Regions from separate parts of the Mus musculus genome. Here all the other regions are linked to region 2. A link is a loop called in an ENCODE intact Hi-C map of the cell type or tissue named here. Cell type or tissue: heart. All regions are shown on one strand. Links, peaks and the distances in the headings refer to the core of each region. The heading gives the core; the rest is flanking DNA.

Evidence for each region. Hi-C counts contacts between places; a loop is a spot of excess contacts. Peaks named below come from ENCODE experiments on the same cell type or tissue, not always from the same donor. Only the 100,000 strongest peaks of a DNase experiment are listed, where the experiment ranks them.
Region 1: a loop joins it to region 2, with 3 times the contacts of the local background. A loop is called at or near these places in 4 of 42 quality-filtered maps.
Region 3: it touches region 2 in a loop (3-fold over the local background); 4 of 42 quality-filtered maps call a loop at or near these places.

The regions. Positions count from the first base shown.
Region 1 is chr13:63,570,383-63,580,359 of GRCm38, forward strand. LOC102632415 (a long non-coding RNA gene) reads left to right here and starts at 5,101. Exons shown (of 8, transcript XR_873593.2): 1 at 5,101-6,154; 2 at 9,190-9,282. It also overlaps a transcript of Ptch1 not described here. In heart, for the core only: a CTCF peak has its summit at 3,324; DNase peaks (open chromatin) are centred at 2,259, 2,329 and 3,219; H3K4me3 peaks cover 2,646 bases; H3K27ac peaks cover 1,845 bases; H3K27me3 peaks cover 2,319 bases.
Region 2 is chr13:63,984,806-63,994,782 of GRCm38, forward strand. No RefSeq gene overlaps it. Among named protein-coding and RNA genes, the nearest start is that of Gm30950, 62 kb to the left of the region's middle. In heart, for the core only: a CTCF peak has its summit at 5,757; no DNase peak of the experiment used is centred there; H3K27ac peaks cover 1,255 bases.
Region 3 is chr13:63,557,852-63,567,828 of GRCm38, forward strand. Ptch1 (patched 1) reads right to left here and starts at 7,884. Exons shown (of 24, transcript NM_008957.3): 1 at 7,511-7,884; 2 at 5,772-5,964. The coding sequence starts at 7,669. RefSeq lists enhancers at 4,992-5,360, 8,443-8,622. In heart, for the core only: no CTCF peak of the experiment used is centred there; DNase peaks (open chromatin) are centred at 5,560, 6,240, 7,090, 8,530 and 1 weaker place; H3K4me3 peaks cover 5,000 bases; H3K27ac peaks cover 5,000 bases.

The sequences.
Region 1 (9,977 bases), core at 925-5,924, 420 kb before region 2:
GTGATTTATACAGACTGTGCAAGGAGAAGGCAAAAAAAATGAGCCTAAAAAGGTTTCAGGGAGGAGGTAAGGAAAGATTCAGAAACTCAATCATGTAAAACCACTGGGCTTGACTCTCTTCACATCTCTCCACTTCCAGTTTCCTGTCCTTACTAACCCCCCCCCCCAACACCACTACCCCCCCCAGGCTGAAGGAAGGGGAACTGCCCTAGCCAACTTGTCAAAATAATGCTGCTAATTACCTCTGATCTCCTTTAATGGGAAGCTGCTCCCAACTCCACAAAGGAGTAAATGAGAGGTCCACAGCACAGACCCAGGAGCTTACAGTGAGCTGGGGGTGGGGAGGGCAGCCAAGAGGAGGTGCCCTGCAGAAGGTCCCAGAAATGCCTGAGTCAATCTCTGCAGGTTTAAATTCTTGAAGAATTAGCTTTTTGCAGTACCAAAAGCTACTGATATTCTTTTGCTAAGAATGTCATCAAACTGCAGAGCCCTCAATGAACTTGTCAGAAAGATCAATATGGACCCCTATACCCAGTCCCCGCCCCTCTTCTCTAAATATCTCCTTCGCTACATTGTCCCACTCTTAATGGATAGAGATGTGTTCTTGAGACACTCAGATCCCAGGCATTTTTCCCTTCCATACCTCTCTGTGTCTATTATATCTGTACCCTGCTCTGACTCTGGCAAAAAACAAAAACAACAACAACAAAAAAACCCCACACACAGTGCATTTCAATGTTCCCTGTCTTTCCCTGTCTTTGGTCCTGGGTGAAAAAGAATCTGAGCAACATGATCCCTTTGACCCACTGCTGGAGCAAATTTATTAGAGATATAGGCATGAGAAATGAAAGGGAAGTAAAACAATTCCAGCTCATTGTGTGTCTTTCTTTCATACTCCTAATCCGGTTTACACATCACGCCTACACATCTCAATGGGGCATTATACACTGTGGCAAAGGCTGTAGAAAATAAAAGGTATGTGTATGGGGCGGAGGCAGAACAGGGAAGGTGGGCATTTTAATCCATATTTATCTTACAAATTCCTTATCTGTAGACAATCCAAAGCAATCTGTTAAACAGTCTCTTTTCACAAAACAGTTCCAAATGGTGCTAACTCCTGTTCAAACAGCTTGTCAGATTATGACAAAAATCTATAACCAGAAATTAAATACACTTTGCACAATGAGTTTAAAAATAAGGCCAATGCTCAAAATGAGAATTGGTGTATTAAGATGGCAAAGTCTATTGGTGTCACCTTAGTTCAACATTTTAATTTTAAAAGACCATGGATTCAAAGGCATTTTATTGCCTGGTAGAAGGACTCTGGGTGACAACTGGAACACACACATTCACAATGGAAGGGCCCTTGTTTTACAACACAGGACACAATGCACCTGAGGCAACAATGTATTCTGAAGAACCACCCAGAAATAATAAGTTACAGTAACAAAGGATGACACCAAAAAGCATTGTCTTGCTCTGTGGAGGCAACTAATTGCATGTTGAAGTACTGGAGCCAAGAAGAAGAAGAAAAAAAATCTGAACACACACAGAAGGATGAAAAATGACTATTGTAGTACAAGACCTCAGTGGTCCAATTATTAACTATTTAGAGGCACCCACAAGACCTCAGTAGTCCAATTATTAACTATTTAGAGGCACCCAGTAAGGGTCGTCATTATTTCTGCCTAGTGCCAAGAGAGGAAGGATAAAAAGGAAAGATCGTCTCACCCTGGTCTAAGACAACTCGAGTCTCTGGTGTCATTCCCCGACAAAACTCCTTGTGGTGGTTCTTATGTGACAAATACATCAGAAACACATTAGGCATTTTAAACGTGGACTTCCATACATGAAGACAGACATACCACGTGTCACCGAAAGCAGTATTTGGGAACAGGGGGGTCCCTGAGTTGGGACCAACTCATTCCATGAGGGTCTGGGTCAGTGAGACCCACTTCGAGGTTCCCCTGAGGCCGCACACAGCGCTCTGGGCATTGCTCCACCCGCCCACCTCTTTAATGGGTGGCAGGCACCAGAGTGCCCGATTCCGTAGGCGCAAGAGTCAGCACACACCCCTCTCCTCTACCCAAGCCGGGCGGTGAACTCAAAGCGCCCTTGGCCTCTTTTCTCCCTACCAACCGCAGCAGGGAGGAGTCCGCGCCTTTGAGAAGGCGCATCTCTCCAATCTAGGTGTTGCGTTCAGCCAGGTGTCTGCGCATGCCGCTGCCAGCTCTGTGTGTGGGTGCGTGGGTCCCCTCCAGCTGGCGTCCCCTGCGCCCAGAAAAGCGTCTGCGGCGCGCGCGCGTACCCTTGAGCAGCCCCTGCCCTCCCCCCGGCGCTGTCATTCTCGCCACTAGCCTTTCCATCAACCGCGCTGCCTGTGCCCGCCAGGCAGTAGCCACCACCCGGCTCAAAGAGCGGAAGCCAAGGTGGCGACCCTTTCAAGCGTGCAAATGGAATCCCAGGCGACCCCCTCCGTGGGAAATCCCCCCCGGAGCTGTTCCCCCAGCGCGCCGCAGCCGGCTTTCCTCCCTGCCGAGTCGGCTTGGGGGCAGGGGTCCCGGCGTGCGAGCTACAAGCGAGCGTGTTATCACGGCCCCCTATTCTGCACCCCGGAGCCGCATCCACCCCGCCGCCCGCCCTTCTCACCAGCCCGGGTGTTGGGTCGGGGCTAGGCGAGGGGCGTCCCCGGAGACACGGCGCACTCACCATAGCCGGCCTCAGCCCCTGGCCGGAGCGCAGCTGCCGATGGCGCGGACGCTGACCGTGAGGTTCACATCAATTCCTTTTATTAATTTCCCGGGGCCCCCCTTGGCTGGTGCTGCGTGGCTCTCTCTTCTCCCTGTCTCTCTTCTTCTCCCCCAGGCCCTGTCGCCGCGGGTCTCTTTGTCTGCCCTGTCGCCTTCTCTTTTCCCCCCCCCCCCGTCTTCGTCTTCGTCTTCTCCTCCTCCTCCGTCTTTACAAAAGGAACGGAAAGTGTAAAAACCCCGGCGCGCGGGGCCGCCGCAGGCTTTCGGCGGAGTGCGGCGCGGACTCACAATTACAAGCCTGTTTCTATTAAGCAGGTCCATGGCCCTCGGCGTGGGTGGTCTGCCGCGCCATAGGCAGGACCTGTCAGGGTCACGTGACGGATCCGAAAACTTTACCCCTTTACAATAAACCCAAGGAAGGCAAAGTAAACTGGAGGAACGTGCTATCAGCGCAGCCCTCCTGGGTAAACAGGCTGCCCTCCCAGCCGTCCTGGGAGGCGCCCGGCCTGGCGAGCCCTAGCGAGCTCTGGCCGCCCCCTGAGCGCCCCCCGCGGCTGCAGTGCGGGGGGTCCCTGGGGCCCTCTCGGTCGCCAGCAGGCGCTCCCCTCTCAGAGTAGCTGCCTTCCTTTTGGCGGTGGTTCCAGAATCCTGGTTTGGGGAGGAGGATGTGCTGAGCGAGCGAGGAAGTGCATTTTAGCATCTTCCACAGCTTCAAAGGAGGTGGGGGCGCCCCTAGGGCTTCCAAAAGACAGCACCTTACTCTTCCCCAGCTCACATTGCCAGAAGAGGCTATCAGTGGTCCAGCTAATAAACTCCAGGCCCACAGCAGGGTCGTGGGCTTATCATCATAGAGGGTTCCTTGGATAGACCTATTTGAGTACTGGGTTTGGGAGTGGGGATTTTGTTGTTTTGTTGTTGTTGTTGTTTTGTTGTTATTGTTGTTGTTGTCTGTCCAGGGAAGCCACTACTTCTGAAGACACGAAGGCGGGGCTCCTTGGAATCCAAACTGGGAAACTGGCTGAGGGATCATAATTGATATTTGCTTCCTTTCCCCTCCAATTACTGTGGTTTTTGGGGGATACCACCCAAATGATCCCACCCACGCTGCCTTCCTGTACCAGGCAACCTCCGGTGATTGGTTTGGGATGGAGGTGCTGGTGGGTCGTGCTGGGCCTCTCCCCTTGAATTACAAGGGCCGGTTCAGGTTAGAGCAGCATGTATCTATTAAACTACTCAGTACACTGTGTTTCACACACAGCTGGAAGATAGCGTTTGTAAAGATGAACTATAGATGGGAAGGCAAGGAGATCAAGGGAAGGTAAGGGGTCAAGGTGACAACTTATCAAGAATTCACTAGCTGGTCTTCCAGCAGAGCCACCTGGCCAACCTTTGTATGTTAGTTAGGCAAACCTCCACCATTTAGCCACACCCCAGCCCCCAAAACCAGCCTGTGGGCTCTTCATTCGAGCTGACTGATTAGATGTGTGTGGGGACATGCCCAAGCCCACAAATTATTAAATAATAATAATCCTGGGAGTTACCATTTATCCCTCCCCACGAGATGATATTTTTAATAGGGTCATTTGAGTTCCCAGAATGTTTGCACTTGAAGAGCTTTGAGTAATTAAGCTTCGGAATGCTGGACAAACCTGTGAATTAGGTTGGTCTAGGAATAGGTTTCGTGCCAACCGGCTTTAGTCAAAATGAACTACTAAAATGAGTGTTAGCCAAACACTGGATTCTGAGTCATAACTGAAGAAAAGAAAGAATGAAAGGGAGTGGGGAAGGGAGGGAGGTAGACAGGGAAATGGAGGGAGGGAGGGAGGGAGGGAGGGAGGAAGGGAGAGAGACAGAGAGAGAGAGAGAGAGAGAGAGAGAGAGAGAGAGAGAGAGAGAGAGAGAGAGAGAGAAGAAAGGGGAGAAGGAAGGAAGAAGGAAAAAAGAAAAGGGGAGGGAGACTGAAAACAAATTAGAGGAAAAAGGAAGGAAAGGTGGGAGAGGGAAGAAAGAGATGGGGAGGGAAAGAAAAAGAAGGAGGAGAGAAAGGAGTCAAATGGGGGTGCAGAAAGGAAGAAGGAAGGGAGCAAGGAAGAAAAAAGAAATGGGGGAGGGGGGAGGAACCCTTCCTCCACAAGATATCGAAGCCTCTCCCTCTTCATCTGCAAGCCAGTGGACTGCAGAAGAACTAGCTACATCTCCAAATAGAAGTATCTAGAATATGAAAGAAAAAGGAGGTAAGAAAAATAAAAAGCTATGCCAAGGGACCTTTGGATGGCCCTAGTAAAAAGCTGTCAGCTCTGCTAACTTGGTGGAAAAATTCTGGGGGGGGGGGAGGGTATGCAGTTGGTGTTTCTGGGGGGGGGTGAAAATGAAGACCCTCACTTGTAATGCTTCTGGATGCTTGCTCCTTTTAGGTTTGCTTAAGGCTTAAGAACAAACACTCGAGTGTGCTTTGTATGATGCTGGAGGCTTCTTTGGAGCTCAATTTCCAAATACAGAATGCAGCACAGGGAGTTGGAAGAGGCCTGGGCACTGAGGGACACTCCTGACCTTCCAGCAAAGCATCTCCATTGGGAGTGGAAGGCAAGACACAGCCACACAGAGTTTGTGGCCTTGGGGAAAAACACAAGTCCATCATCCCTATAACTGAAACCTATGTGTTCCCATTTTAGTCTCCTACCTTAAAATCGGGGAAAACTGTTTCCAGTGCAAATACTTGACCATGAGCAAGGATAACATAGCAAAACAGGAAGAAGCAAGCCTTTGGTGCTGGAAGAAAAAACTGGGGAAGGGGTAGATCAACCCACAAGCAGCCCCTTCTAGAGCTACCTGCTCTGCTCTTCCCTTTGGATTCACTTTTGGTGTTTTCTGAGACCCCAGCAAAGGGGCCTTTCTCCTCAAATGACTACTTCAGAATTCTATCATTGCTTATGTCCTATCCCTTCCAGAAAGCCAGCATCAGAGCCACCCAGTCTGACAACCCATTTGGCATGGAAGTGTTAATGACTGACAGCTACCAGCCAGCTCAGCTCAACTCAAATCAGGCTTGTCTGGACTGATAAGCAACTGGCATGGGGGTTAATGGCTGATGAGCTACTAGGCTGTACAGGTCAACTTCGTTTGTTAGAACATACCCAGAAAGAATAACTTCCAAAGTGGAGATCCTAGGGAGGGGCCAGATGGAGACTGAAGGCATCGGAGAAGAAAGACTTTTGAAGCAGGTGTCGAAACAGACCACACAGAGGCATGATCAAACCTCTGCCTGTCTTTCTGAATATTTTGGCTAATTGAGACGTTGCTGTCCTATACACACACATCCACATGTGCACAAGTGCACATGCCCTTGTGGCCTAAGCACTTCTATCCCTTGGTCATCCATGCTCTAACACCTGGAAAGCTTTCAGGTAAATAACATGCCCCTAAAGTGGACACTTGCCCACATCAGGATAGATGCCACTCTTGCCCGGAGTTGGCAAGTGTACCATACTGGCCACACTTTGGGTGTGGCCATCCTTTGATTCATCAGACAGGTCCTCACAAGCTTTCTGGGAAGCATTCTTGCTCTATGCACAGATCCCAACTTTACAGTGACTTCCCCCAACCCTCAGAGCAGCCTCTCCCCTGTGAAAAAGATAGTCACAAGCAGCTAAGCCAATGGGTAGAATGAAGGCTTTGAGGACCAAAGGGGTAGATAAGGAATGTTCAGAGGTGAATGTGTTTGTTACAACCCCGAGTCAGAGGAAATGACCAACCGAATTACCAAAAGATGCATTGAAAGAATCAAGAGAATTGTTTAAACAGCAAGAACAAAAAGAAGGAAAATAAGATTTCCAACAGACAAAGCAATGGTGTGGTGTGAATAGAAAAACCGAGACAAACAGCTTGGAAAGGAGGGGAGGAGCAGAGTAGATCCTGGGGTGCCATAAACCAAAGGCTCCAGGGAACCTCAGTGCTGAGGAAGAGAAAGCTGGAGAGGTGTCTGCAGTGTGCAACCAAACAACCAAACAACCCCTCCCCCCCAAAAAAAAATCCATGGTGATTTCAGCAAGAAGAAGCTAGTCGGGCTGGGCATGTGGCTTAGTAGAGTGTGGTGGGTGCTTACTTGCCTAGTGTGCTCAAAGCCTGGGTCTGATATACAGTACAGCATCAACTGAGTCTAGTGACACACACTTGTAATTCCAGGGACAGGAGGATCAGCCGTGGTTCAGGGTCATCCTCTAATACATAAAGAGTTCAAGAAAAGCCCAAGATACAAGAGAGCCTATCTCAGAAAGAAAAGGAAGATCTAAGCATGGAATCTGGTCCTGTGTCCTCCAGTGGGTGTGTGTGTGTGTGTGTCCTTCTTCTTCTTCTTCTTCTTCTTCTTCTTTTTTTTTTTGGGGTTTTTAGACAGGGTTTCTCTGTAGCCCTGGCTGTCCTGGAACTCACTCTGTAGACCAGGCTGGCCTCGAACTCAGAAATCCGCCTGCCTCTGCCTCCCAAGTGCTAGGATTAAAGACATGCACCACCACGCCCAGCCTGTGTGTGTCCTTCTTAAAAGGATATCATAAGGGATAAACTAATGGCTTCATCTTGACTTGACCTTTCCAAAGTCCCCATCTTTTTTTTTTTTAAATATTTATTTATTTATTTATTTATTTATTTATTTATTTATTTATTTATTTATTTATTATATGTAAGTACACTGTAGCCGTCTTCAGACACTCCAGAAGAGGCAGTCAGATTTCATTACGGATGGTTGTGAGCCACCATGTGGTTGCTGGGACTTGAACTCCGGACCTTCGGAAGAGCAGTCGGGTGCTCTTACCCGCTGAGCCATCTCACCAGCCCAGTCCCCATCTTTGAAAGTACATTCTGCCAAATTAATGATAGTTAAGACTTCATGTGCCTGTGAGAGGAAGAATTCAGCCCACAGCAGAACGTAAAATGGGGTCTGAAGGACAAGTTCATTTGGAGGGAAGAGTTGGAACAGACCACAGTTGGGCCCTGCTTGATATGCAGTGCTGAAGAACTGGTCCACCATCTCTCTGAAAACCATCCATGCTTCCATGAAGCTGACCCATTCCCTAGGAATGCTGGTTGTTTAAGAAAATTTAGCCTTTAGCCATTCAGCAGAGCTTTTTTTTTTTTTAAACTCAGAAAGAAGAACACTCCAAGTCGCTTGCTTGCTTGCTTGCTTGGTTTTTTGAGACAGGGTTTCTCTGTGTAGCCCTGGCTGTCCTGGACCTCACTCTGTAGACCAGGCTGGCCTCGAACTCAGAAATCTACCTGCCTCTGCCTCCCGAGTGCTGGGATTAAAGGCTTGTGCCACCATTGCCCAGCAAACACTCCAAGTCTTGTAATGAATCTACCATCTTTATTGATTTCAGTAAGTTCTTTAACTAAGTACTAAGTGGCTTTCAAAGCTGGTTGCTCATCAAACAAACCACCTGAGGAGTTTAAGAAGAAGAAAAAAAAAGACAAAAAAAAAAACCCAACTATTCACCATTGCCCTCCACATCCTAGGGATGTAGAGCAGAATCTCAGACCTGGGCATAAGCATTGTTGTTGTTGTTGTTGTTTTAATTTCCTCTAAAGCAATTACATAGGGAAATGACTATGGGAGAAGCTAGGTGTGGTATACACATTGCTCATGGTAAAACGATTACACCTCCGAGTATGTTTGAGGCTTTTCATAAAAGAACAGCAGCATGAAGGTAAGAGGTTCCTTTAGATGATTCAGCCATGCCACGGCCATACCTGTCATGCTGTCTGCTACTCTAGACCTGCCATACTGTACTAATGTTACTCAGTCATTGCCACGCTGTACTGATGTTACTCAGTCATTGCCACGCTGTACTGATGTTACTCAGTCATTGCCACGCTGTACTGATGTTACTCAGTCATTGCCACGCTGTACTGATGTTGCTCAGTCATTGCCACGCTGTACTGATGTTGCTCAGTCATTGCCACGCTGTACTGATGTTGCTCAGTCATTGCCACGCTGTACTGATGTTGCTCAGTCATTGCCACGCTGTACTGATGTTGCTCAGTCATTGCCACGCTGTACTGATGTTACTCAGTCATTGCCACGCTGTACTGATGTTACTCAGTCATTGCCACGCTGTACTGATGTTACTCAGTCATTGAAGGAAAGATTTATTTTTTGGTGCTTACCGCCATGCCTGATAGCCAGAGCTTGAGTCTAGAATTCCACATAGTATAAGGAGACAGGTGACTCTGGCTTACAGTTCTGTTACCTCTACATGTGCATACCCCAACACACACACACAGTAAATAAATAAATAGGTAAGTAGCTTAAAAAACAAAAAAGAAAACACTGGTGGACTTCTGTCATATGCAGAGTCTTCTATTAGAGGCTTGGAATGTGGGGGCAATGGAAAAGCTATCTTTCTTTAAAACCATAAGAAATGCCTTTTGTTTTTTTTTCCTTAAGCAGATTATCAAAATTGAGATCCTGGCTTCTATCAATAGGAGCAAGTCAGTAGAAAGGACCGTAAAAACACAAACAGGACAGAATTTGAGTGTCTATGTAAGTAGAGAAATAGATTATGGGGACACACAATAGAATTCCATAGAGAGCTAGAAAGCAGGTTCCAGCTTTCCTTTGAGAGCACAGGACAAACTTCAGGAGCGTGAGCACAGTAAGAAAAAGGGTGGGGTCAGGAGCAAGTCTCCTGTATTAATCAGCGCTCCCTGAAGGACCAGAGATGACAGAATGAATAGGATATGAACACGTGCAGTCGCCAACACACACACATATGCGCGCATGCTCACACACATGCGCGTACACACGTTCATATATGGGACTTATCATATGGGCTTGCGGAGTGAGTTCTGGCTAGTCCAACAGTGGCTGTCTCACGACCAAAACGATGAGAATCTGGTAGCCGTTCAGTCCAAGAGATTGGATGTCTCTGCAGTCCCAATCTGGTGCTGAAGTTCTGGAGGATTCCTGGAGAGCTGCTAGTGTTCAGTCTACCTTGGAATCCTGAAGACCTGGATTTCATCTTGGCCACAATAACAACATAGACAAATTCACCAACAAAAGTGAGGGTAAATGGACAAAAGGCAAAGCTCCCTTCTTCCATGTCCTATTATATGGGCTGCCTTCAGAAGGGAGGGCTAAGATGTAGGGTGAATCTTCCTGCTTCAAATAATCTAATTAAGAAAATCCCTCACCAGGAGTGCCCAGCAGCTTGGGTTTTAGTTAATTCCAGATGTAGT
Region 2 (9,977 bases), core at 2,697-7,696:
AATCCCAGCTCTGAAAAGACTAAAATGCAGCTGGACCTACCCCGGTAACTGCCTTGACTTTTTACCTTCTGTTGAGCTACTGCTGTCTGGAGCAAACCCCCAACAGCATGTAGTTTAAGCGAGCCGGACTATGCGTGGAGACTTCTTCAGATTGTTAAAGTACTGGGACGGCTGAGAGGTGGCAGCAGGGCCTGAAGTTACACCTCGAGTCATGTCCTCAGGCTTCTGGTAGTGCTAGGCTGTGTAAAGTGCTACTCCTTGGAGATGCCAACACTACTCAGTGTGCCCAGAAGGGAATGACAAGGGAGGCTCAGAATCCTCTAAACTGTGCTTATATCATCTCTAGAATATTTTCTGATTTCTACCTGCGGTTCCTACACCAGCTGCTTTGTCTTCTGTGGGATCAACCACTTCACCACAACCAGGACAGATAGAAATCTCTGAAGGTCTCAACCAACCTCGACACGCCTCCCGGCCAGAATAAAATGATGTTTCCAAATGTTATCCACTTCCTATGGCCTTTCCAGACTTGTAGGTTGTTGATTTTTTTTTTCAGAGAAAATAAACAAACAACTTGGAAAAAAAGGAAGTTAGCTACATGCATCATTCAGTTTTGTTGGTTTAAAAACTGGATGGAATTTCTGTCTTAGCCCAAAATATCCGCTGACCTTCTTGCTGTTTGAAGCAACTCTTCTCCCTGGCTCTCACTTTGCTGTAGAATGTGTAAACCGTAGCCCAAGAAGTTTGTGTTTATGTCCCCCAAACCAGAATAAATAAATAGCTACATGATATTGAAATCACCTGTCAAAATACCCGCGGCAGTTGTGGGACACAAAGAGGAGTCTGTCCCATGATTGGCTCAGGAGCCTGAAGAATTCAATAGCTGTTTATATCATTCAGCTTTTAAAAAAAATAACCTGTAATTACTGCATTTTAACCCCAAGGCAGCCAATTATTTCACAAAAGCTCTCTCCAGGAAGCCAGACATTAGCCTGGCTAATTAGGCTGACATCACTTTGCTCTTATCACAGTGCAGATGGACCCAGACTGAAAAGAGTCCTGCCAGCCAGAGGTGCCTGTGGGTGGCATGCATGCGTTGTATGCTGTTCTGCCTTTTACTGCTTAGTTTTATGTGTTCCTCGAAGCAGGGTCCCTTTCCAAGAGATGGACTTCCACCCAGTGGAAAGAGAAACTTGCAATTGAGCCAGTCTCCTTTATTGCATAAGGAGGAAGCTGGAAAAAAAAAAAAAAAAGAAGAGGAGAGGAAAGGAAAGGAAAACAGCATGGTTATAATCTCTTCTAAACATAGGAAATCATTTTTTGCCCTGTAGGAAAGGGGCTTGTTGTTTTAGCCCATGAGACCATTTCCCATCCCCCTTTGCCGTGGTACATTGGGTAAGAGGTCAAGCGAACTTGGGAAAATAAGCCCAAGTTTGAAGAGTTCTTTCCTCCTGAAGTATTGGGTGTGTCAGGTCTGGGAAGATGGTTTATTTCATAAGTGCTTGTCATGCTATCAAGTTTGATCCCAGAGCCCTGTAGGAAAAAACCAAAAAACTCCATATGTTAACATGCACCTGCGTCCCAGCATGGAGGATGTAAAGGCCAGAGCATCTATCTCTAGGTCTCCCTGGCAAGGAAGAGACTGTCTCAAAAATCAACATGGACTGTGCCTAAGGTCGACCCCTAGTCCCTATATGCACACACACACACTCACACACATACACTTGGGTGCTAGACCCTCGCCGTCATGCAAAACTTCACTTGAACTGGTGACCTCCAGGTTTTTGTCCCTTGAATTCAATGAATGAAATTTATGAACAAAGACCGATGAGAGTGTGGAGGAAAAAGGCAGAGTGCCTATCGATGGGGCATCCAGCTGCCAGCCTGCAGGCCTTTAAAAGACTGATAGCAAAACCTGGGGTAAGGCTAGGGAAGGCAGTCAGCTGATCAGTCCATTTGGCCCAACCACTGTCCAGGTGTCCCCACTCAGTTCCAATCCTGTCCTTGTGTATTCAAAGCAAAGGTGTTCATTTAGAAGATCCATAACAGGAAATCAAGATTCCTTCCGGCATCCCTGGCCTCTGGCCAGAGCGGAACCAAAGGTATTTCGCTTAAACACTTCTGGCATCTCTGGCCTTCAGTGAGAACACAACTGCTGACCGGGCCAGAACATTTCTGACTTTCAGCCAAACACAAACAAAAAAAACAACAAAAATCAAACATGTTCATGTCCAGGGTCCTTTATCCTAAAACTCCCTGACACGTTTCTATCTCCTTTTCTCATTGGAGACAGCCTAGATATCTTAGCCAAACTGGCAAGCTCCGGGTTCAAAAATTAAGGTGACGAATTGAGGAAGATACCCAACTTTGGCCTCTGGCCTCACATGTGTAGCTGTGAGGAAAAGACTCCTTGGTGAAACAGGCTCTGTGCTGAAACATGTAGCTGAGAGGGATCTAAAGAATAAGATGGGGGCACCCTGGGAACAACAGGGGACTCAGGACAGTGAGGGTGCCAGCCTGGGTATGGCAGGCATGGTTCAATAGGAGCTGAATGACAGCTGAGAGGGCCAAACCGGCACACCTCTCCATTATAAAAGTCATAGAGACAAGGGACAGAGGAGCACATTCAATATAATAAAGGCTATATACAAGAAACCTACAGCCAACATCATGCTAGACAGAGAAAAACTCAAAGCTTTCCCCTTAAGGTCAGGAACAGGACAAGAGTGAATACTGGCTCCACTCGTATTCAATGTAGTGTCTGAAGTCTTAACTGGAACAGTTAAAAACTGTTCCAAAACTGATACAAGCAGGAAAGAAGCCAAATGTTCTCATCTGCAGATGACAGGAGTCTGTCATAAGACCCTAGTGACTCCATCAGCAAACTTTTAGCGCTGATAAACACTTTCAACAAAGTGGAAGGAAATTAACACTCATGTCAGTAGCCTTTTTATACACTCTTTTCAAACACAATGAAAAAGAAATACGGGAGAGGGGTGTGGAAATGTCATTCACAATAGCCACAAAAATAAATAAAATCAAACACCTGGGAATAAACCCAATCAAGAGAACAAAAGACCTCCACAAACACTAGGTTTGAGAGATTGAGGAAGACACTAGAAAGGCCTTTCCCGAACTGACTCTTAAAACAGAACATTGAGAGAATGGGGGCGTGGGAGCTTAAGGAAGGCTGTGGAGATACTTCCCATGCATGGCAGGGAATATGTCACAGAAGATAGGAACCCAGGCACAGACTTCCTTTCTGTCTGGGCCTTGGGACGTGTAGAGAGCAAGTGAAAGAGACATGTAGGCACATTTTTCTTAGGAATAAGCACAGAGGCTGGATCTGGTCTGCAGTAACTGGCCCAGGATGCCAGTCCACAGCCTACAGAAGCCATCCCAGAAAGCCAGACTTGTAGGAAGTCAGACCCTGTCTCCAGTAACAACCTCTGTAACAATCGGTCCCAAATCAGCTGGATTTGAGTTACTAACTGACAAGTTTCCTCACTTTGCCCTCACTTCCAGCTTTGGAGTAGTTAGAGAAAGCCAGGCGGGCTCCCAACCCATCACCAGCAGCCTATACTCCTGAGCACCTGGAACCTCCCCCATTTCCACTGTAAACTTTCTCCACTTCTCTGCTGGCCTTTGAGTAGCTGCCAAATGCAAGCCCTGGTGGCCTACTCCCTCCCTGTAGCAAACTTAGAATAAATAGCCTTTGCTTGCTCTCCTTGGGTGGTCTCTGTTTATTCCATACCGAAGTCATCTACATCTCTGTTCATCCTACATGAAAATATTTACATCCTCAGACCTGCTCATTTGAATGTTCGAGGTTATATTTACCATGAATGTGTGTGCTTTGACCACAGGTGGAAAGATACAACTGGTACGTATCATTTCTACGTGCAATATGTCCTACAATAAAATCATTCCATCACAGTTGTATTAAGAGAACAAAGAAGTAGAAACTTAGGTCTGGGTTCTAATCCCAGTTCCAAGTCTGCAGGTTCTTAAATCAATGTCTGACTTCCTGGGTGTGATTTTGCTGCTATGAAAGATGCAGGCTGTAGTTCATAAGGACTAACACTCCTGGTTATGACCCACTGGTGACATTTTCATTCTTAACATCTCTGAAGTCATGAAGCACGAATCTTCAGTTTCACCCTACTGTGCACCACTCTTAGAGTGGGAAGCTCTCAGGAACGTGAATATTTAGTGTCTCCATCTTTCAGAAACTTTGTTCAATAGTCATTTTTATCTATCTACCAATTAAATAATTAATATGTTCATGTGTGTGTGTATGTGTACAGGCATATATGGAGGGGATATAGATACATATATGTATATGTAACTATGGAGACCAGAAGACAACCTTGAATGTGATTCCTCAGGAACTTATTTTAAGAAAAGGTCTCTCATAGGTCTTAGGCTAAGCTGGCCGGCCCAGGTTCCCCTGGACTGGATCTGATAGTCTCTGCCTCCTCAGGTCTGAGATTCTGAGCTCAAAACCACCTTATCTGTCCTTTTGTATTGGCTCTAGGCAATGAACTAAGTTCTTCCCACATTTCTGGATCATATGGTAATTCTAGGCCTAACTTTCAGAGGAAACTTCATACACAAAGGGTTTGAATAGACATTCCTTCAAACTTAATATTCACAAGTGGCTAACAAAGGCAAGAGAGGACAATACAATACATTTTCAATACAAAATCATTACAGACATGCACGCCAAAAACACAAGACTCTTGAGAAACTGCTTTAGGTTAGCTAGTAAGAAAAGGGAAGGACAAAGAAACGCCAGGCTCGCCAGGCATGGTGGCACACGCCTTTAATCCCAGCACACGGGAGGCAGAGGCAGGCGGATTTCTGAGTTCGAGGCCAGCCTGGTCTACAAAGTGAGTTCCAGGACAGCAGGGGCTATACAGAGAAACCCTGTCTCAAAAAAAAAACAAAAAACAAAAACAAACAAACAAACAAACAAACAAACAAAAACCCAACAGTCTCCTCCCAGATACTGTGTTGGTAAGGACACAGAAGCAGCATGCAAGACAGACAGAATGCTAAATGCAACAGAGGTCACCTGACTGAGCAGCAGAAGTACAGTGCACTACAGGAAGCTTGCCAGCTCGCTGGTTCACATGGTACTAGCTCATGGAAAAGTCAAAAGTCAGGGTCAGGGCAAGTGTGATAGCCCTTGCCTTTTATCCCAGCACTCAGAAGGCAAAGGCAGGTGTCTGTATCTCTGTGACTTGGACTCCAGCCTGGTCTACATATCGAGTTAAAGGCCAGCCAGGGCTACAAAATGAGATGCTACCTCTAAATAAACAAAGTCAGGGTTGGATGTGTAGCTCATGTTGATAGAGTGCCCACCTAGTATGCAAGAAACTCAGTGCTTGACCCATGGAACGTCATAAAATGGAATACATTGAGTCCAGAACTCAGGAGGTGAAGGTGGGAGGATCAGCAGTTCAATGTTATCCTCGCATGGTGAGCTCAAGCTAAGCCTGGGCTACATAAGCCCTTGCCTTTTTTTTTTTTTTAAGAATTAATTTTTTTTTTAAATCAAGGCATGGTTCTACTGAATACAGCTCCATCTTGTGCAATCCTAACATAAAAAAATTATAAACGGAATGGTCAGCAAGCCTGGAGCCCCCTGGACTAGGAACCTGTGAGGAGAATCCGGCTTCTCCCATCCTTGCCAGAGTTTTGAGTCTGTCTCCACTTTCTGTTTCAGCTGCTCTGACAGGTTAGTAGCGACATCTCATGACTTGTCTAGGGATTTTTCCCTATTTGCTCCACACCATCCCTAATACTTTTTTTTTTCCTTCCTTCTGTGTAGCCCCAACTCTCCCACGGCACCTTCCCTTTCCTGCCTTCCTTACTCTTCCCCGGGGTTGGGAGGAAGGTGTCCCACTTCCCCTGGGTTGTGAAGTCCTAAAGAACTCTGTCTCCCCTCCCTTCACCAGCTCTGCAGTGGAAGGATGGAGGAAGCAGCTGGCTGGAGTGCTCAAAGGCCGCCTCTGCTCTTTGTTCTTGTTTATATTCGTTTTCTGGTCACAGCGCAAACTGTTTTGCTTTCTGCTGCTCAGAGAGCCGAGGGAAATGTAAATGTCCCTGCTGTTGTTGAAGCCTGCTGGACAGTGAAAACAGATCAGCTGGACCGCTCTCCCCTCAATCATGTCCCACGGATCCTTCTCAAGCTCCCTAAAGATGATTTTGAATGTTTCAAAGACCTTTGAAAAATTAAAAGGTAAGAGCCTCAATAAGCACTGATGATGTGCCTACTGTGTGCCTGGCTTTCGATGCTGGGTTTGGGCACACATGCTAATAAACCCCAAGCCCCTCCCTGAGCTTTGGGTCCAGAACAAGTTGTTATAGAGAGAGGTAGGCTAAGTGGTTCCACAGAGATAGGCAGAGGTCCGTCAGTCTGGAGGCACAAGCAGTCCCTCACTGAGCAGGAGCCCTGCCATCAATCTTCGCCCCCAACAACTCAAGAAACAGAACACCTCGATCCTGTGCAGAACCAACCAGAGTCTCTGAAGGAAGACCCTAGACATCTGTGTTTCAAAAGCCAAATAAGCTAGGTGTGGCAGTATACTCTTTTAATCTCAGTTCTCAGGAGGCAGAGGCAGGCAGATCTCTGAGTTTCAGGCTAGCCCTCTCTACATAGCCAGTTCCAGGTCAGGCAGGGCTACACAGAGAAACTGAGAAACCCTGTCTTGAAAAACAAAGCAAAGCAAAGCAAAGCAAAGCAAAGCAAAAAAAAAAAAAAAAAAAGCCAATAGGTATCTATACATGTGATGAGCCCTAACCCAGTATGCAGTGATAATGATACTTAGAGGTAGGTCACAAGAAGGAGACTCCATGATGGGATTAGTGCCCTTCCATATAAAGGCACTAGACACATGACTAGACCTGTGGTTGGGTTGGGCTGGGACTTCCAGTCTCCGGACTAGTACAGTGAGAAGCCAGACATCTGCAAGCCATGAAGAGGGCTCTCACCAAGAAGAACGCTGGCCAGCACCTTGGCCTTGGACCTCCCACTTTCTAGAACTGTGGGAACTAAATTCTTTGTGTTCGTGCATTTTGTTATGGCAAGCCAAGCAGACTAGTATGACGTTTCTAAGGCTTGTTCCACCGACGACTACTGACCTCACCTAGCCTTCTCATAACAGGGCAGAAACTCAGATGGATAAAATCCACAGCCAGGTGTCCCTGCCTAGTTAGTAGCCCATCTATGGTCAAATCTAGGGGTTTTGGTCCCACCAACTCAAAGATGACAAGGTTCACTGTGTGTCAGCTCTAGCCAAGAGGACGGTGCCAGGAAAGATTCTGAGGTCAAGTCGTACCTCAGCTGATGTGATACGTGACTACTGTGATTTGGTGGGAGCCTGGCCTCAGAATCCAGCTACTCCAGCAACAGGGGGAATGGCTAAGTAGGTGTACTGGCCTGTTCAACATTAACTTGACACAGACTAGAGACATCAGAGGGGAGGGATTCTCAGTTGAGAAAATATCTCCGTAAGATCGGGTTATAGGCAAGCCTACAGGACATTTTCTTAATTAGTGATTCATGGAAGAGGGCCCAGCCCATACAAACTCTTTCCTCCCCATGTTGCTTTTGCCCATGGTATTTTATCACAGCAGTAGTAACCCTGGCTAGGACAGTAGATAAACTAAAGCACAAACTTGAAGACCCGAGTTTAGATCCCCAACACTGACATACAAACCTGATGGGGCAGCATGCATCTGTAATCCCAGTGCCTGGGGAGATGGAGACAAGCAGATTCCCACAGTCAGCCTACCTGAAACAGCGAGAGACCGTGATCCCAAAGCTAAGGTAGGGAGTAATAAGGGAGAACACCAGCATCGATCTCTAGTCTCCACATGTACACGTTCTATATATACGTGCATCTCCCCTTATATGTGCACACAGACACACACATACACACATACGAAACTCTAGAATCCAGCCACTCCAATTAAGTAATGTAACAGGAATGCCAGGTAGAAACATGAGAACCACACGACTCAGGTGTGGTCCACACACCAGCATCAACATCTCCTAGAAACCCGTCAGGGATACTCTAGGGTTTGACTCAAACCTAGCGAATCAGTCTCAGATTGAGGCCAGGTGTCTGTCTACATGGTTACATATGCATTCCCCTCTAGAGTTGATGTATCTTTTGGAGGCATATTGAGCAAATAGAAGGGCTCATAGATGACCTCATTAGGATGCTTTTTCCAGCCCTCATCCCTCATAGCCAATGGAGGGGGAAATGCCAGGGTTGAACAGATTGAGTTCAGATCATCTGTTTTTTTCCAGCTCTGAGCCTACCTTCCAACCACGTGGTCAGCATTGTGCAACCACTGTCCTCCTCCACAGCAGAACTTCCATGTTTGGAAGCCTGAGAGAACCAGAGACAGTGAGCATTTGATTGCTTATATTATTTTGCTTCAAACATGGCTCATGGCCCAGGACTAACTTATTTATTTTTATATGGTACATTTCTGTTTCATTTGGGAATTAGCCAGAACCCTATTCTCTCTTTTGGCTGCTAGACCTCTGCCACCCAACCTCCTGACTGCCACCTTTCTCCCCATACCTCCTTTCACTTCAGTGGCATGGAAACTTTGTGATCAATGACCCATCTGTAGCCTCCAAGTGAGAGAGAGTCTCTGTGTGTCTGTGTCTGTGTCTGTGTCTGTCTAACTCTGTGTCTGTGTCTGTGTCTGTGTCTGTCTAACTCTGTGTGTGTGTGTGTGTGTCTTTCTGTCTTTCTCTGTGTCTCTGTGTGTGTGTGTCTTTTTCTGTATCTCTGTCTCTGTGTGTGTCTCTGTGTGTATGTCTCTCTTTCTGTATCTCTATCTATTTCTCTGTGTGTCTCTCTGTGTGTCTCTGTCTCTCTCTGTATCTCTTTCTGTATCTCTCTCTGTCTCTGTCTCTCTCTCTTTGACTCCCCCCCCCCCAATATGGTTCCCTCACAGTCCATGGCCTCAGTCTTTGTAGGGACTTAGGAGGGTATGAGGCTACCCATGGAATGCCTATATATGTTCCACCAGCTTGTCAGCTTTCTCCCTGAATGCTCTGTGGGTGTGGAATGGGCTCTGGGGAAGCAATAACACTCACCCTTTATTCCAGAACCCACCAGACCCAAACACTAGGCACGCAGCAGGTCTCTGCTCAGCACCACCTTGGGAAGGAGGCGAAACAGCCCTTGGATGCGATAGAATCCTATTACAAGTCCTTGGAGTCAAGCTGCCTCTTTCCTACCCCTGCCCCCCATTTGCAAAAACAGCCTGTTCTGCATATGGGATGGAAACTCTGTCCTGGCAAAATGCAAAAAGTAAATATTTAAAAGGAAAAAAAGCACACACAAGGAAACAAAATGCCTTGCGTTTATGTTTCCATGGTCAGGCGCCAAGTACCTCCCAGCCTGTTCCCGGCTCATATTCAGGATGCCATATGGTTTGAGAGCAGGATTGAACCGCTCTCCACAGACCGGCGGGTCTGGCCTCTCTCCCTGCATTGGCCGTTCATTTTCCAGTTTCTCACGTCCCTCTACTGACTGCTGTCCCTGTGTTTACAGGTTTTGGATTTCTGATGGGCTCTGAATCAACAGGACTCACAAGCCTGCTGGGGACCACATCCGGGTGGGAAGGAAGCCACACTGAGAACTGAGCCCTGTGTTGCTCTGGAGTTGGCTTTCTGATGCTCCCATGGCGGAGATTCCCCCCAAAACTCAGGGCAAATATATATATATATATATATATATATATATATATATATATATATATATATATATATATATGATAGCCAAAACTCTCCTTGGCCTCCTCCTCAAATGGAGTTTATCCAGTCTCTTGGAGGAGGAAGCCCGATCTGGAAGGGATAACAGACAGCTGAACCACTCCTGGGCCTGTCTGAGAGACTGAAGAGGCATTGAACCACTGAGCAGCTAGGTCAAAGGCTTGCCTGA
Region 3 (9,977 bases), core at 4,291-9,290, 430 kb before region 2:
CGTCCATAGGTCCTGAAGTTACTTTATAAAAAGTTACTTAGAAGTCTGCAACAATGTCAGGAATCCTCATCAGGAAAAGCAACGCTTCTAATGATCAAAACCTAACAGAATGTTTAACCACAGAGCCCACCATAACCGTAGTATATGATGGCTCTGGGGCTAACGTCTCTCACCCCACTGCGCAAAAAGAACACATCTACTAATTCCTTCCTAACGGCCCAGACAGAAGACCTTTTCAGATCTGACTCACTTGGGAGGAAATGAACTTGAGCAGTTTAGGAGTGAGTGGGTAGAAGCAAGGGGGCTAAGGGTGGGCGACAAAAGATAGGAGGGAAGAGGAAGCAGTCTGTCAGAGCCTATAGACACTGGAAACAATAGCACAATATGAGAATACTAGGGATATAGCGATTTTTACAGATAATCTCCTCATTCCCCACCCCCACCCCCAAATTGTCAAAACAGTGTTGCCAAGAGGTGAAAGGCTTTCATGCAAAATGGCTTCCACAAAAATCTGGTTTCCTTCAAAATAATTGTAAAACATTGTATTTAAAAGCCCTGGCACATCACCTCCTGAGCGAAAGCACAGTCTCAGGGGCTTACACTCAGGCACTCACTGTGTGGGAGGCAGCCACAAGAAGCCCCTCTCTGCACGCACGAGCTTCTCTTCAGAACTTGGAATCCCCTCTTTACCCTCCAGCCAGAAGTTAAGCAAGAGCAAATAAGTACCACCTCCTCCCTAGAGGATGGGGACCCGGGGGTCACAGGCAGGTCAGCACTGAAGGAGAAATCCAAATGAAATATAAACATGGCGTTGTGGAAAGGCAGACCAATCTCCCTAGCTCTCCAGCCAGCATTAATCTTAGCATCAGCTGTGGTGTATAACCTAAACACACGGACCAGGCAGCCCATACATCTGGAAGCTGTCATCTCCTGGAAGCTCCTAGCGGCGCTGGATGTATCTGAAACAGTCCATGGTCCAAATTGGCTTATGAGTGATCAAGAATGGTGGGCAGCATAGGGATAGGCTCAGAGCCCACCAACTGCCCTGTGTGTGGGATACCTGAACCACCTGCTATTTTTTTTTTCCAAATTGGTAGTTTCCACTTGTCACTTATTTTTCTCTAAGTACAAAGGGAATACCAACAATTTGCTCACTCCTCTCCTGTGTGTGCATTTGCTCTTGGAATGACCTCCTCTTGTTCATCAAACTGTGCAGAGACACACACAGAGTAGCACCTCTGCAGGCCCAATTAGACCTGCAAAGCCCAGGTCTTCTACCCAGTCATTCATCGTTCAACTCAGTGGTTCTCAACTGGAGCATCATCTAGCAATGAATGGGAAGGTTGGGAAGGTTATCCTTGATGCTGGCACCTTGTCAGGAGAGTCCACGGGCTCTGATGTGCACCCTCTAGGGTGTAAAGCCTCTGACAGTGGAGGATTATCCAGATCCAAATGGCTAGAGTGCCAAGGCTGAGCAAATGAAGGATGGTGGTTCTAACTGTGCAAAGTATGCAGAAAACACACATGCAGACCTGAGGGTGTGACTGCCCATCAAATGAGTCTGTTTTTTTTTTAAGTAGAATCCTCCATTTCTCTTTAATAAATTTTCATCCTCCTCCCTGATACTGCCTTAAAGCCCTTAACAACCAAACACCAAGGCAATATGGAGTCATTTCAAGGTTGTTGCCCTTTTCAGAGAAGGAGGCCAGAGGCCGCCTAAGCTTTTATCTCGGGGAGATAAATGAAGATTCTGTCACAGGAGTACCTTGACAACAAACTTGTGACAGAAAGCTGGAGGGGGATGGGGGGTGGGATACGAAAGAAAAACCGATTAGGGGGACCAGAAGGACAGATCTGCCAAAAGAAACACCACTGAAAAAAATGGGCAAGGTTAAAAAAAAGTAAATAAATAAATCCGTTCCCTGAGACGCAAATGCAAGCACTTCCAGTATCAGGAAGGGTACCAGAACCACAGACCCAGGACAGCATCTTGAAATCGCCTGCAGGCCCCAGCCACTCTCCATGGACCCATCCCTGGAGACATTCCGAGCTACCAGATGCCTGCCCCTCACTTCATTCACCCTATCTCTGGAAAGCGAACACTGAAGGCCACCCACAAATTATCTATTGAGCCTTCACCCACCCTCCTTTTTCTGCCTAGAATGTCCCTCACCTCCACCTTCTCAAGCCTGGGGCCATCCTGGAAGCTTTCACTGATTTCCCCAACATCCTGGCAACTAACTACCTACAGACTTGTCTACAGACCGACCGTCATCAACATTTCTCAGGAGTTTGGGCAGTGCCTAGTGCAGACTGGGCACAGAGAACCCACACTGACCAAATACTTCCACTTGGAAACAACCACTCATGTTTCTATGTTTCTGGTGCCATCATGGGTTTTTGTTGACAGTAGGTGCCCAACTACAGCAGGGTCTTTATCAAAACTTTTTTTGTCCCTTCACAAGTAAACTTCTGTTGACATCTATATCGTGCAAAACAAAACAAAACAAAACATCCTAAGACTCAGGGTGGCGGTACTTCACATATAATGGTCAGTTTCTTGAAAGGCAATCGTTATACCAACATCTTAACAGATCAAAAAAGTTATCACTTAGGCATGCATGTATGGTGTGTGTTTGTGACGAGGGGAGCAAGGGAAATGGATTCTTGATTCTGTGGTGAATGGATGATTCATAAGCTACATTTCTTCAGGATGTTAAACTGTGGAAAGGCAAGGCCAGGATATGGACGTCAGGATGTTCCTTAATTTTCCTGGCTATATTAAAAATATTTTGGAAGATAAAACACACCCAGTAAGCTTGTGTGCAGACATATACACACAAGCACAGAGGCAACTCATCACAGGTTGTTTTTTTGTTTTTTTTTTTAATGACTGACAGGAGGAATATCAAACTTTCCAAACCGTCCCTCGGTTTCCCAGCTTCCCTTTTCCCTTAAACCGGAAGTCTTTCCTTTCTTCTGTTGCTTAGCTGGGGACATGTAAGACTCCCCTTGCCTGGTCTGTGTGTGCTCCTGGAATCACACCCTGAATCTGAAGAGAGCATCCTGTAACAGATGACAGTGACGAAGAAATTATCTAAGAGACTGAAGCAAAGAGGAAGCAGGAACCTAAGCTAGGGCCTGCTGCTCATTTGAATTCAATGACCACCACAACCATCAGACATGTATTCCTCAAAGCAGGGACTCGCGGTGTTCTGACTGCTGAACACTAAATTTGATACCATATCAAATGCTCTCCTCGATGCGCTTAACTACATTTATGAAACATGCTTCTTGCGAAGGCAAGAGTTGAATGAATGAATGAATGAATGAATGAGGCCAAGGCAGTGTCAGACTAAATGACCTAAATCAATGGAAAGCAAAATGAACATGAAGGGACCTGCAGACCACACTCCTAGTTATCATATGATTCTCATTTGAACAGAGAGACACCTATTATATGAAATATTACATTCATATACCATCATGTCCTAAAATTAAAGTCACGGATATTTTATTGACTTGTAAGGTAAAGTGTTAGGCCCAAGAACCAATGAGCCATACTAAAATGGCAATGCAGAAAGGAGCTAAGGCCTCTAAGCCTAGCCAGAGTTGGGGTGTAGCTCAGAGAAGGAGGATTTGCCTAACATGGTGGTGCCCTAGGTTCCATAGCTGTATTAGCAGAAAACAAACAAACTATCAAGATACCAAAAGCAGGAGGGGGGAAGTGGGTAGGGGTGGGTGTCTGCCTCAGGTGTGTCCTCCTTACTGAACATCTTCCACTTAGACAGGTGGAGTCGCTCTACCTAAGTCTTTCATCATTCTTGAAACAATGTTAAGAAAACTCTACTACCTCTGTAAGCTTGTTAAAACTTATGGAAACAGCATCTCCAACTACTAAAAACCAAACTGTTGCAAGGCCATGGTGCTCATCAGCCTGGAAAAAGCCAACTGTGGAGCCATTAGCTTAACTTCTGCTCTATAGTCTTGCTGGTCAGTTTCTGTGCCTAGGACCTTACGTTCTGCTGGTTAACTTAACTTTCCAGGACCTTGCAGGGGGTGGCCTGTTCCCGCCAATACTCTCTTGCTTCCTGTCTCTCCAGTACCCCTGCCTACCTCAAGACATCTACTAAGGCCTTTTTTTCTCCTAATTTAACTTTCATGAAACAGTTCAAGTGGGAGCCTATACTCAGTGAAAATGCATTGAATTCCTGTAGTCTGAAGCACAGGGCACTGTGCAATGTCTCCATCACAGTGCCTAGCACAGGGTCAGGAACACTAGAGATACTAAGGAAATTTGTTGCCAGGGACATAGTCAGTGCTCAATAAAACTATTCTCTGAACTACCAATGACAAGGAAGCAAAGTGGGGTAAATTACCTAATGGAATCAATCCAAAAGACACTTGTATTCATTAACCAAGCTACTCAAGGCAGGAATGTGCTCTGCTCTTAAAGATTAGGATTATTATTTTGTTACTTTCCAACTAAATACTCCACCACTAGTTTTGCAAAAATAGTGAAAGCTAAGGTAACAGAATATTCTGGAAGGTTAGTTTCCAAGAGCATCCTGAAACTGGTGACCTAAGAAATTACTCATTAACCCTGGTTTCAAAATTCTGTCCTGGGTGGCTTGCAGTAGGCATGTACCAAATATTTGGGGTTGAAACATCTGCCCAACTACTCTGATGCTCAAAGCAGTGTTTGCCAGAAGCTAAAATGTTTTCAAACAAGGGGTTGGTACTTTTCAAAGAGATAACTGAGACACTAACAAAGAACGAAGGAAAAAAGAAAGCCTAAAATCACAAAGAGCAAAAAGATTCCACGGTGGTGGGGTGGGGAAAAATGGAAAACCTATTTTCAATTTACAAGTCCTTTTATAAAGCAGGTCCCCAACCCCTCCCCTTCCAAATCGAGGCACTTGGATAAAAGACACACACACACACACACACACACACACACACACACACCGAGGGAAGCTCCCGTGGCCCCTCCCATCAAACTTGCTTTCTTTTAAAATACACACACACTTGCAAGCTTAACAAATGCAACCACCCCCAAGAATAATTCCATTTAAAAAGCCCCCCCACCCGCGAGAAAACATTAATCTACTTTGCAAACATGCGTTCCAGTTTGTGCTTTACTATTTTTTTCAACTCCCCCCACCCCCCTTTGGTACCTTGAGACAAATGTTTTTTTCCCCCAGAGTTGAAAGCAGTCCAAAAACAGGACCACACACGCGGCCGCCTCCGCAGGCCCGCGAGGCGCCCGCCCCCTGCGCGCCCCGGGGGCGCGCACACTCCCTGCAGCCAGAGGGGTGGCCTTGCCCTCCACCCCCCTCTCCTTTCACCGCAGACACAGTGGGTGGGTGGGGGGTGGGGGTAAAGAAGCCGAGCTCAGGCTCCCGGATCAGAGAGGCCTTTCCCGGGCCGCGGCTCCCGGGCCAAAGCCAGGCAGGCAGCTGTGGCGAGCTTCGGGGACCACCCCCACGGCTCTGCGGAGTGGTCCGTCCCGCGCAGGGCCTCTGCGCCCCCGCCACTCTCTCCCACCACACCTAGCAAAGCGCAGCGCCCCGAGTAGATTACAGCGCGGCCTTTGTCGGGCGGGCCTGGCTACTGGCCAGCCATGCAAACAATAAACAGTCGCCCCTGGTGCGGGCAAGGGCTTCTCGTTGGCTACAAGGAGGCTCTAGGTGCATGCTGGCAAATATCTTCATCAAACACAGTAAAGGGAAGGAAGACGAAGGACGCGCTAGCGGCGCCTGATCGCTTACCTTCCACCCACAGCTCCTCCACGTTGGTCTCGAGATTAGCTGCCTTTAATCCCACAGCGAAGGCCCCAAATATGAGGAGACCCACAACCAAAAACTTGCCGCAGTTCTTTTGAATGTAACAACCCAGTTTAAATAAGAGTCTCTGAAACTTCGCTCTCAGCCACAGCGGCGCTTTCCGGCCAGTAGCCTTCCCCTGGGGACGAAGCAGAAGGGAGGAGTGAACGCCGGGGAATCGCTGTCCCCCGCACACCCGCCCGGGGATCCCCTCTGGACAGCAGTGTGGGGCGTGGGCGCCCGCGGCGCAATGCCTCTCCCTCGGACTGGAACCAGGACCATCCAGAGGAAGCCCTGGGGGCGTGGGGGCCTTGGTTGTAAATCAGTGAGACTGCAGCGTGGGAACTGTACTCTAGGGACCAGGGGGCGCCCCCACGCGTGGCCTGAGCGCCAGTCCTGAATGAGACTTGGGGTGCTGGGGAGAGAGGCTAACTGAGAAGCCACCACCAGCAGCCATGGTTTAGTACCGGGGACCTGGAGGGAGGGCCTGAGTGATCCTAGCCGAGAAGCCCAACACTAAAGAACCCCCAGGAAACGTCCCCCCTTCCCTAAGTCCTGCTCCAGCCTGTGGCCTCCTCCAGTGCCCCGGAGGCCGAGTGAAGGGCGCAAGCGCACTTAGGGACAATCTACAGCAACCGTGGTCCATCTGGCCCCGGTGTGGCTGTACGCGAGGTCCACGTGGTGAGCCCCGCAGCCAGAGTTCGGTCCACACTCTTTTCCACAGCCTTAGGAGACACCGCGGGAGCTCAGTTAGGAAATGCGGCAGCCATCTACAACTTACACTATTTGTGCTCGGAAGAGGGCGGCCACAAGGATCTTTCCTCCCTCTCCCATTCCCTCCTGGTGAACTCTTTAAAATAGCCGAGTGCACAAGGAAGAGGCCCAGGCCGGCGCCGGCGGGGGTCCTGGCTGGGCGCAGGCTGCTCTCCGGGCGGCGGAGCCCGGGGTGCTGGCCAGGGCCCCTGCGGGCCCCAGGCTAGGTGCTTGCCTTCCCCGGATTCCACACATTTCAGCCAGCCTCGTAAACACAATGAACCCGGCCGTTCCGCACACCCGTACCGAAGATTTAAGGTGGCAACTTGTTTACAACTGCCCCCCTCCCCGGCAGGCTGGGAGAAGAGGCGGCCCAAGACCTGGAAGAGAGGGGACGTCCTCTCCCGAGAATAATTTTTAAGGGAGCAGAGATTTCAAGCTCAACGAAAGCAGAACCGGCTGCCAAAAAAGGAAACCACCTTTACTTTGGCTCCCTCCCCTCTGTCTCTCTCCGCCTCTCTCCACTCCGCCTCCCCCTCAAAGAGGTTAAGAAATGTGGCAACGCCGAACTTTAGGCTGCAACCGTGGGCAGGGGCGCGGGAGAAAGGCGCTGGGGCCGAAGGCAGTGCCGCATTGCGGCCGCCCTGGAGGTGGTCCACTCAGGACGGTTTCCAAAGCTCCGGAAAAGGCACACCAGGGAGGGCGTGTGCGCGCGCACACACCACACACACGCACGCACACACACAGGCACCCCTCCACCCCCTGCGGACCTCAGACAGCCCTTTCCTCCAAAGTCCGGAGGGAGGGTTTGAATTTTTCAACCTTCACTTGTCTGCTGCTTTCTCAGGAGTGTGTGTGTGTGTCTGTGTGGCAGGGATCCCAAGGAGGAAGAAGAGGGAAAAGTGAAGAGGGAGGAGGGGACAGAAGTGCACCTTGGAAATCTGCTCCAGAGCGAAGGCGGCGTCGCAGTAGCTGGGCCGGTGCAGATAGTCCCGGTCCGGCGCGGCGCGGTGCGGTCCCCCGGTCCGTCTGCGCCTCCCGCCGCCGGCCTGCCTGCCCAGGGCCCCGGCGGCGTTACCAGCCGAGGCCATGTTGCCGCCGCCGCCGCGGGCTCCGGGCGCGCCTGGGCGCTCGGCTCGCGAGGACGCTGCTGGCCGCCGGGGACTCCGGCTCCGGGTGACAGACCCGCTGCTGCCGCTCACACGGCGGGCGCTGCGGGTGCTGCGGCCGTGGCCGCTGCCGGGGACTCAGACCCTGCGCCTTCCATTGCCACATTGCGCGTGAGTCCCGAGGTCTTTGCGGCCGCCGCTGCCCACATCCAGCTCGCGGGAAGGCGAGAGCCGGCGCTTCCAGGGCGCGCCTCGCGGTCCCCAAGTCCCCCCCAGACGTCCCCGCCCCGCGCCGCGACCCCTTCACGGCAGAAGGCGCGCGCAGACCCCCGCCGCTCGCGCCGGCTCCCTCGGCGCCCGCTGCGGGCGACGCGACGGTACCCGGCGAGTCTCAACGATGCCGGGCCGGGGCTGCCGCTGCTGCTGCTGGTGCTGCTGCGGCTGCGGCTGGAGTTGGCGGTGGCGGCTTCTGAAACGGCTGGTCGCTCTCTGGCTGCTGGGTTCGCGGTGGCTGCTCGGTCCCGGACTCTGCTTTCTTGTTCTCCTCACCGACCCGCTGGACCATTCTGCCCCCGCGCCGCGCGCTTCTTTCGCTACCGGGACCTGGGGACTCCGCTCTGTGTGTGTGCAGCGGGCAGCGGCCGCAGCAGCTCCTTGACTCAATAGATGAGATGGAAGAAGAAAAAAAAGAACTCTCTCCATTTGGAGAAAGAGGAGGAGGAGGGGAGGGGGTGGAGGGGGAAAGAGCGAGCGAAAGAGAAAAAGGCTGGAACTCCCGCCCCCGGGGCTGTCAGATGGCTTGGGTTTCTGCAACGCGATTGGCTCTTGGAGGGCAGAAATTACTCAGCAAACATGACTATTATTAGCTGCTTAGCAACAGCTCACCAAAGTAGAGAGACCACCCAGGTAGGCAACCCCCGTGTGTGCATCCCAGGCTTGGGGGTGGGGGGGCGCTCGCTCAGCGCCAACCCTCTCGCATGCAATACTTCCATTAAGGAATGCTCCCCCCTCCTTTCTTTCTTATTTCTTTTCTTTTCAACAGTGTCTTCTTTTTCGAGACGCCTTTTGCGAGCGCGCGCGCACACACACACAGACACACATACACACGCACACACTCACACGTACAGGAGCATTTGCCTCGCAATAGACATGAGGGATAGGTAATATATTTTTTTAAGCGCTTAAACAATTTCTGAGATTCCTCAAAGAAAACCCTTTTAGAGGCACTTTGGCCTCAAGCTGCAGCAAATACTGGGAGGTCCGGCTTGAATTCCCAGGCCTGCACCAATAATGACAGGGTGGTGGATAGTGCGCCAGTGTGTGCCAATTTTTTTTTCTCCTCTTTTCTTTTATAACCAAAGGCAAGACTTAGACTCTCGCAGGGAACAACGCCTCGTATTAAGATAAACAAAATGGAAAGTTAAAGAGGCGAGCAAGGATGTTGGGAAAAGCCAGCCCTTTTAAAAACCCCTCTCACTCCTCTATCGCCCCCCTCCAATACACAATACAGTCCAATTTGAAAACGTCTATAAGGAGACTCCAGACAAGTCTGCTATTTTATTTGAATTTTTAATATATAAAAAGCAAATCTTTTCAGCAGGCCAGAGAAATGGAAATGAGAGATTTCCTGATATTTGGAATTCGTCTGGATCCTCATTAATTAATCACATTCTTAAAGTCAGTTTTAAACTTTAAAACAAAATAAAGCTCGATACACACCCTGTAACATTTAATAGCGTGACGTAGAAGAGAATAAAGGCTTTGATGTGGAATTCATTTTAAACAAATTGTTCATAGAGCGCTACGATTTGTCCTGATATTGTGTCCAGTGTCACCAAGACATTCAGGGGATTCACAACAACAAACAACAAGAAGAAGAAAAATGCGTAGTGGGGAGGGGAGTGAATGTTGGAGCCAGCAACAAATTAAACTGTCTACACAACTACGCTCTTTAAGAAAAAAAAAAAATAACACTTAAGAAAGCACATTCCATTCTCCAATAAGTTTTGAAGTTCCTCCTCCCCGCAGTAGACACCAGACCCAGAAACACGGGATTCTGCTACGTCCTATTATTTTTCTTTTCCGACTTGAACTGCAGAAGGAACCGGAGTAGTGAGGAGTCAAATGAACCCGTGAAATGGGGCAGTGTGGCTTTAAGATGCACACGGTGTGTGTTCATTGAAGAAAAAAAAAAAAAAAAAAAGAAGAAAGAAAAGGAAAGAAAGAAACCCAGATGGAGGGAAAGGGGGGGGAGGAGTGGGGGAGAAGGCGGAGCCTACTCCACCACGTG